Linked DNA regions of Homo sapiens: regions 2 and 3 are each linked to region 1. A link is an interaction called in ENCODE POLR2A ChIA-PET data of the cell type or tissue named here. Cell type or tissue: MCF 10A. All regions are shown on one strand. Each heading gives the region's core, and the rest is flanking DNA. Links, peaks and the distances in the headings are about the cores only. Region 1 overlaps LOC105369440 (a long non-coding RNA gene). Region 2 has its middle 15 kb from the start of SESN3. Region 3 overlaps ENDOD1 (endonuclease domain containing 1).

What was found. Peaks named below come from ENCODE experiments on the same cell type or tissue, not always from the same donor. Only the 100,000 strongest peaks of a DNase experiment are listed, where the experiment ranks them.
Region 2: POLR2A ChIA-PET joins it to region 1 with 5 read pairs; 6 of 35 experiments call an interaction of 5 or more read pairs at or near these places.
Region 3: POLR2A ChIA-PET joins it to region 1 with 5 read pairs; 1 of 35 experiments calls an interaction of 5 or more read pairs at or near these places.

What each region holds. Positions count from the first base shown.
Region 1 is chr11:95,509,270-95,515,078 of GRCh38, forward strand. LOC105369440 (a long non-coding RNA gene) reads right to left here. Exons shown (of 3, transcript XR_001748336.2): 3 at 4,927-5,809. Among named protein-coding and RNA genes, the nearest start is that of FAM76B, 280 kb to the right of the region's middle. In MCF 10A, for the core only: no CTCF peak of the experiment used is centred there; a DNase peak (open chromatin) is centred at 3,592.
Region 2 is chr11:95,243,018-95,248,826 of GRCh38, forward strand. No RefSeq gene overlaps it. Among named protein-coding and RNA genes, the nearest start is that of SESN3, 15 kb to the left of the region's middle. RefSeq lists an enhancer at 5,613-5,809. In MCF 10A, for the core only: no CTCF peak of the experiment used is centred there; a DNase peak (open chromatin) is centred at 2,234.
Region 3 is chr11:95,106,183-95,111,579 of GRCh38, forward strand. All of the region lies in intron 1 of ENDOD1 (endonuclease domain containing 1), which reads left to right. Among named protein-coding and RNA genes, the nearest start is that of ENDOD1, 19 kb to the left of the region's middle. RefSeq lists an enhancer at 1,934-3,133. In MCF 10A, for the core only: no CTCF peak of the experiment used is centred there; DNase peaks (open chromatin) are centred at 1,409 and 2,179.

The sequences.
Region 1 (5,809 bases), core at 498-5,497:
AGCCATTACTATCATGTGTATATATATATATATATATTTGGAAACGGAGTCTCGCTCTGTCACCCAGGCGGGAGTGCAGTGGTATGATCTCAGCTCACTGCAACCTCCGCCTCCTGGGTTCAAGCAATTCATGTGCCTCAACCTCCTGAGTAGCTGGGACTACAGGTGCACACCGCCACACCCGGCTAATTTTTTGTATATTAGTAGAGATGGGGTTTCACAGTGTTGCCCAGGCTAGTCCTGAACTCCTGAGCTCAAGCAATTAACCTGCCTCAGCCTCCTAAACTGCTAGGAGCCACTGACTATTTGAAAGTTGTATTGGTAGGAGGCTTATTTTCTCACCCACTGGAAGACCTTTTTAGGATATAATTTTATAACTCTGTATTAAATTCATCAATAATTATGTGTGTAGTGCAATAGGTATTGGCAAGACTAAACCTTGTTTAAGTGTTTGACGTAAGAGACATTGCTTGATGGGTTTATTCTCAGTGGGTAATAAACATACAACCTGCAAATACTACTTTTAAAGACACATACACAGATAATATGTAATATATATAATAACTACATATGGTATTTCATGTAATATATAGGTTATATTATGTATTGACTCTAATATGTATTGATGTACATATTTTTTATTTATTTTATATGTGTGGATATAGCTATAGATGATATAGACATAGATATTTATCCGAAGTAATGCTTGCACACTGACGATAAAAATTCACAATCCCACCATACGGCCCACTCACGTCCCTAAGTCCTGCTCCTCAGAGACAACTAATTTTTAATGGTCCCTGTTTTTAGGTCCTCTGTTGGTTATCCTAAATAATATGCTTATGTTGTTGTCGCAATTGTTGTAGACTTTCGAGTTTTAGCTAATAGCTTCACATTATGATCTATGAGGACTTAGCTCCTGTTTTCCTCCATCTCTCTGTCTCTGACAAGGTGTAAGTTATTCTCTTAATCTTTGGTGTTCTGAAATTGTAAAATACTGTGTGAATAATACTTTGTTTATCATGCTGGGCACTGTGCAACCTCTTTATATTTAAAGATACCCTCCCATCATCTTCAGGAAATTCTTTTTTATTTTGTTTTTGATCATTTCCCACCCTCTGTTATCTCTAAAATTGTAGTTAATAACATGTCAGATCTCCTAGGATTGATCTTTAATGCCTCTTATTTTTTTGTTTATATTTTCTTCCTAACTCCCCGTTGTTCTATTTTCTAGAAGCTTTCCTCAACTCAGCTTTGTACTCCATCTACTCTGAATATTCAATGTTGTCAGGGTATTTTTAATTTCTAAAACAATCCTTTTTGTTCTTCAATTATACTTTTTAAAAAATAAAACATTCTCTTCTTGTTTTATCCATGCCACAGATTCTTCAGTACTTCTGAGTACACTAAATTAATTATGTTCTGTAAGTTCTCTTCTATTCCCCAAGTTCTCTTTTTCCTCTAGGGAATAGCTGGTGTGCTTATCTTGGCATTTCTCTTTCTTATTGTAGGTTTTCCTCAAGTGTCTGGTGATTTTTGGTTGTCTCTCCAGACATCAAAATGAGCAATAAGCATACTGCCCAGGAGCTCTGTGTATGCCTGTAGGTGTGTCCACTGGTAGGTTTTCTCCAAGCTGAGTGCTATAGGACCTGTCTTGATGATGGGGAGCCCCAGGGAATGAATGAGGAGGGCCTTATGCTGGGTCACTAACACCCACATTGGCTACCCTAGTTCTTCCCCAAGCAGTATATTCTATTCCATTAGAGAACTCTCCAGTTATTTTGCTTATGGGCAAGGACCTGGATTTATATAGCATGTAGAGGTGAGAGAAAGGTGTGGCTAGGGCCAACTCTTTCTATATATACATCTTTGACTTCAGCTTACCTTTCTCCCACCTCCTTTTTGAATCCAGAGCCCTTCTTGATTTTACCAGGCAGGTCAGCTACTTCCTGTGCTGCAGTAACCTGCTCACATTCAAGCTTGAAGTTCCCACTTTTCAAGGTGGTGTCTTTCTCCCCTCTCCTTCATCACTTGACATTATTCCTTCCACCTTCTGAATTCTACACATTTATTAAAATCCCCCATGGCGCTCTCCTATTCATTTTGTTGTGTGAGGCTGTTTTGCTTTTTGAAAATATATCCTTTTAATAGGGTCTCTGAAAAAAAGAGGCAATAGACACATAGGAATATTCAGCAATCCAGAATGTGAATCACATAGATCTCCAGTTATTTCTCTTGTACACCTAGATGAGGTTAATGACTGGAAGGTTCTTTTACTCAGAAATGTATGATATCAACAAAGCTTGAAGTGATTGGACTCATCCTGGAATAGGTTACTTAAAAAAAAATTTCGTGATCATCCATGTCCTCTAAAATGCAGATCATAATAGCTGCCTTTGATGATTTTTATGAGAATTTAACGATAACATAAATGTATGAACTTGCCCAGCATAATACCTAGATCACAGAAAGAACTAAACTGTTATCAGTTCTTGCTCCTCTCCCTTGTCACCTGCGAAGTATGAGTGCTGGCTGAAATAACTCGATTGTCTTTTAAATTGAAGCATTTTATATCATCTCACCCCCACTCCTAGTAGCAGCTGAAGATCTCACATGCGCTTTGTATAGATTCTTACAGGGCGCTCTTCTAGGGATTTGAATGTTGGGGCTGCTGATTCCTTTTTGGTTATTGTAAGTTGTAGACTAAAGAAAATAGCTCACTCAATGGGTTTTGGTTATTGTAATTTCTTTCTTCTTCTTTATGATTATTATTAATATTACTATTATTTTGTCTCTACCACTTGAGCTCCAGTTAGGCAATGGAAGGAAATGCTCTCTCCAAATTTTGTGCAGTAAATGGATTTTGAAATCACTGGTTTTAGAAATTTCTTTTAATAGACTTCAATTAATTGCTTCATTTAGAAGGAGTTAGTAACCACTGAGTCCAAGTGATGAAAGAAGGAGCAATGATCTTGTGGTTCCAGAGGTAACTCCAGCCTGGAGGACACAGTGCTTAGCATCAGCTCATGAATCAAGAATGAACTCCATACTGTAACTAAGCCCAGAAACGTTATCCCGAGCCAGGGCTTAGTTGACACATGCTCTGGGCATCATTAGCTGGTTAGGTCTTGCAGAAATATGAGGATCATGGCCAGGCAGAGACCTTTCAAATGATTCATTTATTCCCAAAGCCATCTTTGGCTGAGGCTCCGCAGTGTAGGGAAGCAGTGTGATGGGTTAGGATGAGCGAAGCATAGGAATAGTGACCTCAACCTTACCCTTAGCTTTTGTTTCTTTAGGTGAATTACCTCATCTCTCTAAATCTTGGTTTCTTCATGTGAAAAAAGTGAGAAATAATATTTACCAGGTAGGACTGTGACAAAGATTGAATTTTAAAGTGCACAGCAGTGTGCTTAGCACATAGTAGATTCTCAGTATATATTAGTTGCTGCCCTGTTTACCCTGTACGTTTCTAGCTTTTCCTATAAGGAAACAAGACAATGATTACTAGACTAGCCAGGGCTGTCTGTGTAAACACTGAGGAGCCCAGGCGTTGTTTGGCTGGATCTCAGAAAAACTTGCACTGCTCACGACTGGTGACTCATGAAAATGATGGGCCTTGGAAGATAGGAGCACAAATTTAGAACTGGGAGAATTGTAAAGTGGATTAAAGCTATTTACAAAACAGTGGCATTGTGCAATCAATGATCTTTGAGTTTTAATTTCTGAACAAATACATAGGACCCAAAGTTTTGTTTAAGGCATTACGAAATCATAATTATTTTTCTTTGATCCCACAGAAATAGCAACTCTTTTCTTTTCTTTCTTTCTTTTTTTTTTAAGATTGAAGATTTTTCTTGACATTGAGGAGATGAGGAAAGAAAGCTTTCTCTGCATATTTAATTTACAGGGCATTTATCCCTTCTCTGGCTGATGACCTAAAACCAAACAAATCATTATAAAAACTAGAAGAAGGAAAAAAAAAAAGATAGCAGGTTTGTGAGAAAGGGTCTTTAAGCCTAGTTAGGGAAGACATCCAGAAGAGAATCGACTCAGACAAATACAAATACTAGAATTCGAAGGGCATAAGAACTGTGAGTGGCTGAACCATTTTCCCATCCCCTGCCAGGATGTCTGAGAGGAACTTTTCAAGATAAACAGGCCTAGTACCCCGAAGGGCATTTTTTGATGCTAATAGATTTCAAAGGCTGTTTTGAAGAGGTTGTGGGGCAGGACAGTACTCAGGCATATCCAAATTATTCTTTGCATTCTTAGCAAAGAAGTTGAGCAATTTTTTAAGTCAGTCTGCAGGAAGCTCAGAATGGGTATACTGATATATTTTAGAGGTTTTCAACTCACAATGCACTTTTCAGTTGCATGAAGAGTTCACCTACTGAGTTGATTCGAGAAGGAAAAAAGCCACATCCCCACTTACTCCCCATATTCCAAGTTGAAAACATGTCTCTTTTACTCACTTAACTCTGCAAATCTGAAAATCTGCTGCTGTGGATTAATTTGTTGGACTCAAGATTTTGCTCCCTGTGGAGATTCCAAATCTTGTCATGAGCCAGTTCACCATTTTTATTACAGTTTGCCTACTTTGAATGAGTATATTAAATTCTTACTTGACAGCCAGTTTTGATGACAGGCAAAAGATGGAAGAGAGAAGAGAATCCTTGCTCCACTGTGAGAAGGAACTTTCATGAAATGGAGAAATGCTGGCTATTCCCTTATGTAATGCATCATTTTATTGAGAGTCACCCTCAGTAAAGTCACCATTTTATTGAGAGTTCTATCCCCAGCCTTACTTTACACTTCAACTAGGATGTCTGATTTGAGTTACTAATAGAGAGGCACTGTAGGACAATGGTCAAGTCAGACCCTTTTGGATTCACATTCCAGGCTTATCTACTAGCTGTACCACCTTGAACAAGTTAATTGAATTTACTGAACCTCTGTTTCTTCATCTTTACAACAGGAATAGCAAAGGCTACCATATAGGATTATTGTGAGAATTTAATAAAACAATGTATGTCAGGTCTTTTGAGTAGTGCAAAAGACTTTTGGTACATAGCAAATACTCAAAAAATATTGACATCATCATCATTATTATCGTCATCACCATCATTATCATCTGGTCCCAGTAGGTATGAGCTGGGAGCAGAAATCATTTTTTACTGGTTAATCTATGACTTAGGTAATTTAAGTGTTTGTCACTAGCCTAGCCAGACTTAGTTCTGTTTCATCCTGAATCTTCACTTGTCCTTCCTGGAGCTATGAAAAATAAGCCACACATACTGCACCACCCTATTTGGCCTTGGGGATAGGATTAGACTAGTAGGAACACGTACACATTTCTATGATTTCTCCTGGATCTGAAACAGCTCCCTTAAGTCTCAGCCTTACTGAAGATCCTAAAGCTATAAAAAAGAAGCTATAAATAACCATAGAAATTTGTAGACAAATTTAGTTGGACCTAGACATCTGGAGTGGCCCTTCAAAGGTACTAACTATCCTACTTTTCTGTTTTAAAACTGTTGATGTGTAGGTCTCACGGGACAAAAAGACAAGTAACAAAGTTTTTGGCCTGCTTCACATCCTATGGAATCCCTTGGGAATTTTTTCTTCAAGGTTTACCCAGTATGTGAATCTGACCCCATGATATAACATTTGTGAACAGTTCTGTACAAACAAGGACTTGTTTCTCTCCCTCCCTCTGATTCCCCGTGGAATTTTCAGGGATGAACAGTCTTTTCATCTTGAAATCAAGCAGGAATAAGTCCGTCTTGACTTCCCTCTTCACTGCCTT
Region 2 (5,809 bases), core at 309-5,308, 270 kb before region 1:
TTCTAAATCTCTCTCTGTCTCTCTCTCTCTCTCTCTCTCTCTCGCTCTCTCCTCCCCTAGTTTATCCTGGACTCATGCTGAGCTCAGCAACCCTTGAACTCATTTTCTATCTGACATGTGAAATAGTTCTTAGGTTTCATTAAACATTTGGAAAATAAACGAGGTACTTCGCTCTGCCACTTTTCAGGTATGGTGAAGAAAATAAAATGGCCTCCCTGGGCAGTACTAGATGGGTTGTGGTTGTGCTGGCCTTGCTCTTGATGAGATAGCACTACTGTTATTTCTGTATATACCAGACCTGTCACTTTGCATTTTCTATTTCTCAGTGAAGACATGAACATCTAGACATTCCACATGTCTATGGGGAACTAGAGTGTCCAGGAATGGAAGCAAATGGAAACATTCTCATTATGCAAGTGTAACTTTAGCTGTGACCTAAAATGTATTGCCTAAGACTTCTATAAGGGTGAAATTGAAAATTTTCCATTTTTTTTAACCTCAATATTGTATAATCTAGTCACTGTTCAAAAACTCCTCAAACTTCATTTTTCATTACTTCATAGGGTTTTTTTGTGAGGATTAAATTAAAAGACATATGTAAAGCACTGAGAACAGTGTCTCCCCTATCATTAGTACTCAGTAAATGTTAGCTATTTGTGTTATTTTTAAAAGATTTCATACAAAAATGTATTTTTAAACAGCAATCGAAATTTACTTGAATTTTAATGTTTTGGGTTCCCTAGTACCATTTACCAAGACAGTTTGTTTTGATTTAAAAGGGCCTCAAGTGCTTGATAACACTCAGGGTTTATCATTAAACATCTTTATTGCACTTGTGTTTGCAAAGTACATTTTTGTCTTCTGTTAGCTAGTCTATCCAGTCAGATTCTGAGAGAACTCAGTGTCAGTGATACTGTTGAATAATGAAGAAGCTAAGGTCATGGAGAAATTAAATGACACGAATGTATTCTTCATTCTAACCTCTCTCTAGATGAAGAAAGATGATTTCTAAAATTTGGCTTTACATGTGTATGAAGATGAGTGTATGTGTATACACACAAAAACACACACACGTATATATACCCTTATGTGTCCTGCTCCCAACAAATTCTCTTTTTTCTAAGCTAAAGATCATTCTTTAAGTTTTTAACTGAAAAATTACAGTTTGCCAGTTAATGAAAAGGAAATATTGTTCCCATTTAAGAGCTGGAACTCTGAGATCGAGTGCTTTGGAATACTTCTAGAGCTTTGTCTACTAGCCATAGGTAATGATTCCTACTTTCACTCTGCAGGAAGCAACTACCTGTTGTGATATGAACAAAATATAGAAGATAATATGTCCAATATATTCTGTATGACTCAAGGAAGAACCCAAACATAAATAGGTCTGGTTTTTATAAATGTGGGGCTGGGCTGAGAGGGTCCCCTTGGTGGTAGATGGGTAAAAGTATTTAAGTGTGTACCAAGCACCGCAGTTCTTCTAAAAGGTCTTCTTTGCCTTTTATGATTGCCTTCTGTCTGTAGAAGCCTCTTTCTTTGTAATTCTGGTTTAGTCATCAGGCAAAATGCCTTATTTATTTCTGGTTGTTTACAAAACCAAAGACCCATACTATAGGATATTTATAATGTTGTCTATCAAAGCAGTCACCGGGAGAAGAGATAAGCAATTCCTCTGCTAAAAAATATTGCGGCCTATGGATTATGAATGCTCATGAAAAGGTCCCTGCTTTACCAGGTCATAAGTAAATGATTTTGTTCCCTTGAGCTAATGATGCAACTCATTTAGGTTGATTTCACCTTCCTCAGATATCATAAATCTAATTTCCGTCTTTCACCTATAGTGCTTAGCTCATTGTGCAGTGGCATCACAGGTAAGAAGGGCTGAAGCAAAGTCTGAGTTCATTCCTCCTAAGAACATTGGGAAGAATTTCTCCCCTTTTTCAAAGAACCAGAGGGTATATTTAGCCAAACAAGAATAAGTTTCTAGATATGGAGGGTAACCAAATAGGGTAATATTTTTCTGCGTGGAAAAAGTAAAGAGAAGGTAGATGCCTTTATGTGTTGGTATCATAGTTTCCATAGCCCTGGTGCTTCCCATAGTAGCTTTGAAATGAAGACCAGCAGTCCGTTCCCCTAGATGAGGCAACAACTCAGGGTGAGTAGAGGCTGGAGCCACACCCTACCAGCTCTCAGCCAGCTCAGCTTTTTGTTCTTTTTGCCTTTTGTCTTCAGGGCTCCAGCAACATCATTTAACCCCATTCAGGAGTGAGATTAGGTGAATTCCTTAGAGCCTATGAATCACCACTGGTGATGCAAAGTCAGAAGAGCTAACATGTCACTGGGATCCACGGGCTCTGAGGAATAACCAGTTTCAACAATGTTACATGATTTCAAGGCCTTTTCATGTCTCTTGCTTTTGGCCCTGTCACGTATATCTGATATACTTCCAATTTTTCATGTCCCAGTCTCCCATCCCTTTTATTAATCTGCTTCTTTTCACATCATCTGCCCTACTTCCTGCGACCTTCTAACTATAGCAAACTGCTAAACCCTAGAACCTTTCCTCTATTGTTAAAATTCTCCTCAAAAGTCACCCAAATTATCCTGGTAGCAAAGTAGAAGAGCTTAAAAATATTTTTTGCAGTGAAAAGCCTAGAGATGACTTACCTAAATATGTCCTATTTGCTACCTGTAGTTCATGCTCCTGCCAGGGGGAAGTTATGGGATTTTGCCTAGACATACTTTGGTCATTCTGTGTTTTGCGCTGCCCATGATGAATCAGGGATTGTTTAAGCAAATGAAAGCAAGTGTCCTTGTGGAGTGGTAATGGAGACATTGGTGGCATTCACATGGCTGAAAATTTGCAGCTCATCTCTGGCCCCATCCATGAACTGAATTCTAACCTCAGAATGTTCTTCTGAAAGAAAGACCATTTTCATTGCTAGACTCTAAGCTCCATGAGGGCACACACTGTGTCTGGATTCTGTTCATTTATGTATTCCAGGTGACATAGAATGAAGCTTCTCCCATTGTAGGTGTTCAATAAGTCTTTGTTAATTTAAATTCCTACCTGATGAAGTTATTACTCTAGCACAGCACAAGGTTCTTTTCCATTAAATACCACAATATCAACTGGATATGGCAGGGCAGAGTTTAATGTGCTAATTTAAATACACAGAAATGAAAAGATTGTTGTATCCATCATGGACCTTGGAATAAACATGAATTTCTGAGGGCTGTAAATGTATCTTAGAGAACAGGATTAGGAACAAAGTAGAAATAAGTAAAATTTAAGGAAGATCTCAAATATGAAGGGTAGTGGATAAAGAAAATGCACTTAATTTTGATTATAGAAATGCAAAATTGATAAAGAGTTCTCAGCTTAATTGAAATACCAAGTATTTTCTCAGGACCTTAGTACCATTACCGCTAAATAAAATAAAATAAATAAAATATGGAATTTAGACTAGATAAGATCCCTTCCAAATTTAAAAAGGAGATTATGATTACAAATGATCAAAAATATATAAAATATAAATTAAACTGAGGACCTTATTCTTTCTTTTGAGAATGGGTCTTGGCCTAGAACAAAGGATCTTAACCTAAAACCTATCACTGTACTGCTTTGGATCTTTGAATTTCCTAAAACTGTGCAAAAAATGTGTATATATATATATATTTTCCTGAGGAGGAAGAATCTACAGTTTTCATCAAATTCCCAAAGTGAACCCCAAAAACCTTATAAACCACTAGAGTATTATATTTTAGGTTGTCTCTTCATAGGATTTGGCAGAACACTTTCAATGTGTCAGGCATCATGCTAAACATTTATACATATTAACTCACTTAACCCTAACTTCATAATACCACTGCTTTTCTGAGAAGCAAGTTAACGTTCTCAAATTCATACAGCTGATACATGGTGGTGCTGGGATACCAACTCAGGCTGAATAAAAACGCCCTGCCTTTTTATTACATAGAATTATCTTCCTTTTGAGTAGACAGAACATTTGCCAACAACCAGAGCCTTTTCAGTCTTAGCCATCATTTTCCATTTAAATCATCCTTTATATAGTAATGGCCTCCTAAGGATCCTAAAGTCTTATTACATTCAAGCAGCATTCCTCTATGGAACAAGCCTTCTAAAGCACAGAGGCAACCCTCTCCAGACTGCTCCCTTCAGTTTTTTTCCATTGTAAAACTAGCCTGCAGTAAGCATAATTTTGTCTTAACTGTCTATTCTAGACTCCAGTCTGGACACATGGCACAAATGGACAACCCATACATTTGGAGAGACTCCAAAACATCCATCTCAAGCACTGAATGGTCCTGGCCCTGTTTCAAAATTTTACTAACCTTCCACAAATTGTGATTCCAGACACGTTTATACCTTGGTCCCCAGGATAATGGAAGGCACAAAAGAGGCAGAAATTAAAATGTCAGTCCATCTGGGTACACAATGTGGGCCAGCAATGACAGTGGAACCCATTGTCTCCTAGGTCACCTGAGGGTAGTATATCTGTGCTTTCTGTGAAAGGGTTGACAAAGTAATCCAGAGCAGTTTTCTTGATGTTCCTTAACTCACTGTAAATACAGTGTGCTACTTAACAATAGCAACTAAGATTTAACAAGCAACAGGAAGCATTTTTAAAAACAAGTGAAAAGCTGAGATCAGAATTCCAGTGAACTTCTAATTCAGCTACCACTGCCATTATTCAGAAGCAAAATAACCTGAAATATACGATGGAAGCTGGAGAGGCAAGTAAGATAAAACTTTGCTATTATCTGCCCAAGAGAAAAGTTGGGATCATCCAAACCTTTTCATTAACTTCAAATTCTGAAGGTTGAGTCATATGCCATGTCACTGCAGATGGAAAAAAGAACATCCACAGCAAAGGTGACACCTGAGAGGTCATACAGCCTGTTAGAAAAGCTGAAAGCATCAATCTGAGAAAAATAAGTGAAACTCAAGACCCACGTCAGAACTATGGATGACATAAGGGATTGAGGGTTATGGGATTCGAGACATTGCTAATCTCCTCACTTTTCCCCCTTTTTATTCTTTACAACCCAACCACTGATAGAAGCCACTTGTTTGACCTGAACTAATCTGTTATGTTTTCCGTGCCTCCAAAGGTGCCAGTTTCAGTTCTGCTGTGTTACAGTAGTGCCTTTGCTGAGTTTGAAACTGGATACTCCAAGCAAGTAGATGCCTTTTCTTCAAACATGCCAGGGAAAAACTTAAATTACTTTAGCAAAAATAACCTTTCTGCCATCTTCATCAAGTTAACACAGAAAACTGATATTTAGTCATGAAGGAGCTTGATTAAACTGTTTCACTTTATCATATTACATCTTGATACAGCAATTTTTTTTTTTTTTGGCTTGGCTGCCTTCTCCACGAGATTTTATGCTTCATGAGGACGCTTTTTCTCATCATTATATCGTCAATACAATAATCTTTTATAAGAAAATAAATAAAGAAAGTCCATGCAGAAAAGTCGTCTGATCTATGTTACAAGAATAGTGAATTCTTATCAGGTTAATAAAATATAAATTGCATTACTCAAGAGTTTTTAATAACCAGTGGTTGTAAACTGAATTTATATCATGTATCATGTGTAAATGTAATATTGAATATTGTTGTAAGTTTCAGGATAGGAATTAGTGTTCAGGCTGCAGTGAGTAATTGCTACTTTTGTCATCCTTTGGGTAACTCTTGGCCAGCTTGGGTCTGCGAAATTGCCCCCTCCTTTGCATTCAGCCCTGTCCTTGTTCTAGGAGTCTCCTCCCCCAACATGCAGTGGGT
Region 3 (5,397 bases), core at 1-5,000, 400 kb before region 1:
TAGGGCAGAGAAGAGGGGAGATGGATCTGGAAGACAAAGGATGGACACCCAGCACAGGAGCTGTGAGGTCAGAGCTGAGGCTTGGCACCCAGATAGGATTTAGGTAGCATAGAGGAATGGTGAAAGCATCCCCAGCTGGTAGTGACAGGGGCAGTTGTAGAGAGAAGTGGGGCGCATTTACATTACAGCCATGTAACTGACATGGATGAGTGGGGGGATTGACCTATTCTGGTTGAATATAAAGGAAGGTTTGAGAGAAGAAGTTGGAGAAATTTGGCGGGGAGGCCTATGAATATGCCAGTTTGTCATTTAATCAGGAAGTAATAGGATGTTATTGAAGGTGTTAGAGTAGTGAAATGTTCAAAGGAATATGCATAGCAAAAGTAGACTTCTCACTCCACCTAGGACTGAGGAAGGAAGTCCTTGCTTACACATGTTACATGATCAGAATATTAGCTGATCTAATAGGTGGAGGATCCAAAGGACCCACAGTATTTTGTTCTCTACCTTGGCATTATGACAGCTCTTGCGATTTGTGGATAATTCCTCTCTCAATATCACGGGAATAAATTAAGCTTAGCCAGGGCACTCCCCAAAATGATTTAAACATTTGTTTTTCAGCGTGAGGTTCATAGACACCCCCCCCTTTCCCCCGTCAGCATCACCTGGGATGGTGGTGAAAATGCATATGGAGGTCCCACCCCAGACATACTGAATAGAATGTATCTCTGTGGTGAAGAACAGGAGTCTGCATTTTTGACAGCCACTGCAGGAAATTAGTGATGTCTCCTTAATTCAGTTGAATTTGAGAACTATTGATTTAAGGAGACATCACTAATTTCCTGCAGTGGCTGTCAAGGTAGGGGCTTAATTCCTTCAGAGAGTGATCAATGAGAACCTGATGGAGATCTAGCCCCATGGTTCCTATTACAATCGTATTAGAATCACCTGGGGAAATTTAAAAACACCCTGATGCTGGGGTTGGGTGGAGGGGAACTTTTTTTTTACTGGTTTAAGAAGTCTGGGTTGTAGTCCCAGCTACTCGGGAGGCTGAGGCAGGAGAATGGCGTGAACCTAGGAGGCGGAGCTTGCAGTGAGCAGAGATCGGGACACTACCCTCCAGCCTGGGCGAGAGAGCGAGACTCAGTCTCAAAAAGAAAAAAAAAAAAAAAGGTCTGGGTGAGGCCTGAGGATATTTTTAAAGCTCCCAGGTGATTCTGATGTGCAGCCAGGCCTAAGAACCTTTGATCTTGTCTGAACTCAGAAGGTGGAAAAAATTAGAAATGGAGCCTTCTCAATGTAAGGGACTCCTCTGAATTCTGTACCACACAGTCAATGCTAAGAATAATTGCTCTGGAAAGGATAGCAGAGTGGAAAACAGGCTTCTGTGAGTAACGTGGAAGGAAACCAAAGAAGACCAGGGCTGATGTAACCTGAGAAGGTACTGCAGTCTGGAAAGGTCTTAAAGGAGTCCGCACACTTTTTTTTGTTTGTTTGAGACGGAGTCTTGCTCTGTCACCCAGGCTGGAGTGCAGTGGCGCGATCTCGGCTCACTGCAACTTCTGCCTCCCGGGTTCAAGCGATTCTCCTGCCTCAGCCACCCGAGTAGCTGGGATTACAGGCGCGCGCCACTCCGCCCGGCTAATTTTTTTGTATTTTTCATAGAGACGGGGTTTAGTAGAGACCGTGTTAGCCAGGATGATCTCGATCTCCTGACCTCGTGATCCGCCCGCCTTGGCTTCACAAAGTTCTGGGATTACAGGCGTGAGCCACCGCGCCCGGCCGGAGTCCGCACATTTTCTTAGGCTCCCTGGAGGAGCTTGAAACTCCTCGCTGTGTGTGATGAGCAGCCAGAGGTGTCCCCGGGAGAGTCTGTTTGCCCCCAGGCCACCCATTGGCCTTCACACAGGGCTTTCTTGCCTGCATTTATTGCCAGTTTGGAGTTGGTGAATTTAAAGAATTCCTCCTTTTATTTTTATTTTTTCAACTAATCAAGAAAAAGGGAAGTCTGAAATGCAAGTAGAACACCCACCCTTTCGAACGTTTTATCTTCCGTTCCACCGTCTTCTGACTCGGGAGAGAGCTCTTTAGCCATTTGTCTTTGTTTTCCCACAGTTTGCCAACACCTACGGGTGTGCACAGCACAGGCCAGAGCTGGAAATGCGTCCTTCTTCCCACAGCCAGGAAGGTGTGTGAGTGGTGCTGGGAGCCCAGAGGAAGGGTGATTCACTGGAGGAAGGCGGAGAGGACAAGGACATGCTCTGCTAAAAGGCCTTTCAGGAAATGAAAAGCTCTGCATTTCTCTTTTCTAAACACACACACACACACACACACACACACACACAGACACCCAAAAAAAGAAAAAAGAAAAATGAGCATTCCCCTAATTCTTCTAAAGCGGTTTCTATTCCCAAGAGGATAAAGAGTATTTTAGATGCCAAGCACGGAAGATTTTTTTTTCCTGAAATGGGTGGGTTGGCACTTTCTTTCCTGAGAGCTGAAAAGGCCTCATGCTTTATTCCTCCTCAAATGTCCTTAATCTGCTGTGGCCCCACCATCCTCCCCCTCCATTGTTGAAAGGCAGCAGCTCCTTCCCTCGCTGGGTATTTCCCATGGTAAGTAGGTTCTCCTAGGACTCACCCGAGCCTCAGATTGAGTTCATCCTACTGTGTGTGACTGTGCAGAGGACCTTTAGGCCCCTGTAGGCAGCTCTGATAAGATTATCTGATGTTCTCATTATCAGCTGCACCCACGATCTTTTCTAAGGAGGGGCTCTTTGACCCACCTGATGATGGCAGCAGGGGTGTTGGCATTCCTTTTACATCCCAGTGTGTGTGGGTGTGTGCCTATATTGTAGTTCACACAGCAGAAATAAAATGGGAACACCCACTGTTCAGCTCATTCTATTATTTTAACTCTTGTTGAAAAATAAAACAAACCCCTAAGGAAATAGCGTCTTTGTCCCCACGGAGTTGGATAGCTCCCTAGGTCATCTCCTGACCACAGGATCTTGTCGGAATCATCCCCTACATGTGCTTATCTAGCCTCAGCTTAAAATTCTCCAGGGGAAGGAAACTCCACCCTCCATGAGTCAGAGTCATTGAGAGTTTAATAACCACTTTGATGGTCTGTTGTCAGGACCACCTTTTCCTTGCAGCAGATCAAGGAGCAGAATTAGAGGAGAGCCAGTTCTCTCTGGAGACTCATCTGCAAATTGGAGGAAATCTTATGTGCATCAGAAGATTGTTGTGGAGCTCAAATGAGATCATTCTTTCAACAAATGCCAGTCACTCCCTGGTGTGCAGGACCATCATGCTAGGTCTGGGAACACAGAGATAATTGGGCACTGGCCCTGGCCCTTCAATTCAGTGGTTCAGACTGATGGATAAACATACCGTCTCAGTGCAGTGGCAGACTCCTCTGCTTTGTCTTTGGAGGTCAGCCTGCCAAACTCGGCTGCCCACTTGTGTCCCACACTCTGAGGCGCTGTCTCCACTCACACCAGTTGCCCATCAGCAGCAGGGCCACACCTGGCCTGCTACCTGCTGCCATGCTGCTCCTTCGAGAATCCACCCTTCTCCTCCCCATCACCACTGAGCCTGTCTTGCTCTTTACCTGCACCTGCACTGCTCAGTCTCTTCACATCAGCGGTGCCATTAGCACCTGCAACCTTGGGCCCATGCCCACCTGGATTTGGAGGTCAGGTACTTCAATCTGTTTGCAGGGACAAGGCTGCCAGGGTTCATATCCACCACACCTAGGCCAGTTCTTTTTCTGTTCTTGTCTCTGGACTGCAGATCATTGCTGGGGGTGTAAGTACAAAAACTCAAACCTTGGCCTCAGCAGAGCTGCCCTGCCCCACTTGTCCTGGCTGACATCCATGGGGCCTTTCTTTTCAGTGGTCTTTTTCCCTCTTCTGTAAATTCCCTGGCATGGTGGCCTTCGGAGGCTAAAGACATTCCGAATTTTCCCTATGCTCTTGGCCCCTGGCCACCATGGCAGAGAAGCAGATCACCACTTCCCTGAGTAATTGCCAACACCAGCCCTCATCTGCCCTCCTTTCATCCTCCCCTGCATTCTCAGAAGAGGTTCTCAGAAGACGCTGACTCTTCTCCATGGGATCCCAATATCATCCCCTTGCTCTGCCCATCTTCTTCTTCCATTGATCCCATCATGGTCACCAGTGTACTGATTAGCAGATACCTACCAAGAACCTACCATATACAGAGTCTCTATTATGACTTAGGCAGACAAGGAGTACAAGAGATGATCCCAACTTTTGAGGAGCCTACAGTCTGTAAAAAATACCAGAGGCAAATGCACAGGATCCCCCTCCCTGGTACACTGGGTTCCCTTCTCTCTGACAACTCTTTTTTGCTGACTTTCAAGTCCGTGTATGTATGTGTGTGTGTGTGTGTGTGTGTGTGTGCTTTTTAAAGCCAATGACCAACATTAGTAACACATTACAAGCCTCTCTCCCCTTTTCCATTCTTCCCAGTCAGTCATTCTAGCCCTCTGCAGAGACTCCTTATCCTCCTGTACATTCTAAGACATTCTGTCACTTCCTTTCTGCTCTCAGGGCTACTCTCACTCCATTGTCCCATGGTGTAGTCCCCTGACTGGTCTCAGCTGGGACACCTGATCTCTTTCTTAGTCTTCTGGCCCTGTGGGATCCTCTGTCACATCAAAACACTTGCACAAGGTTGATGCTGGGAAGGGAGTTAAAGGAACTCCCTTGTCCCTGTCATGTCTCTGAGCTATTTCAGAGAAACGGCTTGTGAAGATGACATGATTCTAGCTCTAGAGAAGTTGAGAAAAGAGTGCTTGGGCCAAAGAAGGACAGAAAAGGAGTGGAGGAGGCCAGCGAGCAGTGTTGGTACTGGCAGGCTCCAAATCTTCATGCTTATGTCCCTGAAGGCCACTTCCCACAAACAGCTCCTCCTCCCTCCTCAGTGACAAACTCCCTATGGCAAATCTGCACTGGTGACTCTGGCCCCTGACATTTGCATAGATTTTGCAGCCCAGAAGTCCTCAGGGATGGGAGTCCGTTCAGTGCCTTCCTGCTCCTCCAACCCATTGCCTTCTGAGCATTCCCCTTGGGATGCTCTAGAGTAGAAGTCCCCAACCTTTTAGGCACCAGGGACAGGTTTCATGGAAGAGAATTTTTCCATGGACCGGGGAGCAGGGGGATGGTTTCGGGATGATTCAAGAGCATTACTTTTATTGTGCACTTGATTTCTATCATTGTTACTTTGTAATCTATAATGAAATAATTATACAACTCACCATAATGTAGAATCAGTGGAATCTCTGAGCTTGTTTTCCTGCAACTAGATGGTCCCATCTGGGGGTGATGGGAGACAGTGACAGATCATCAGGCATTAGATTCTCATAACG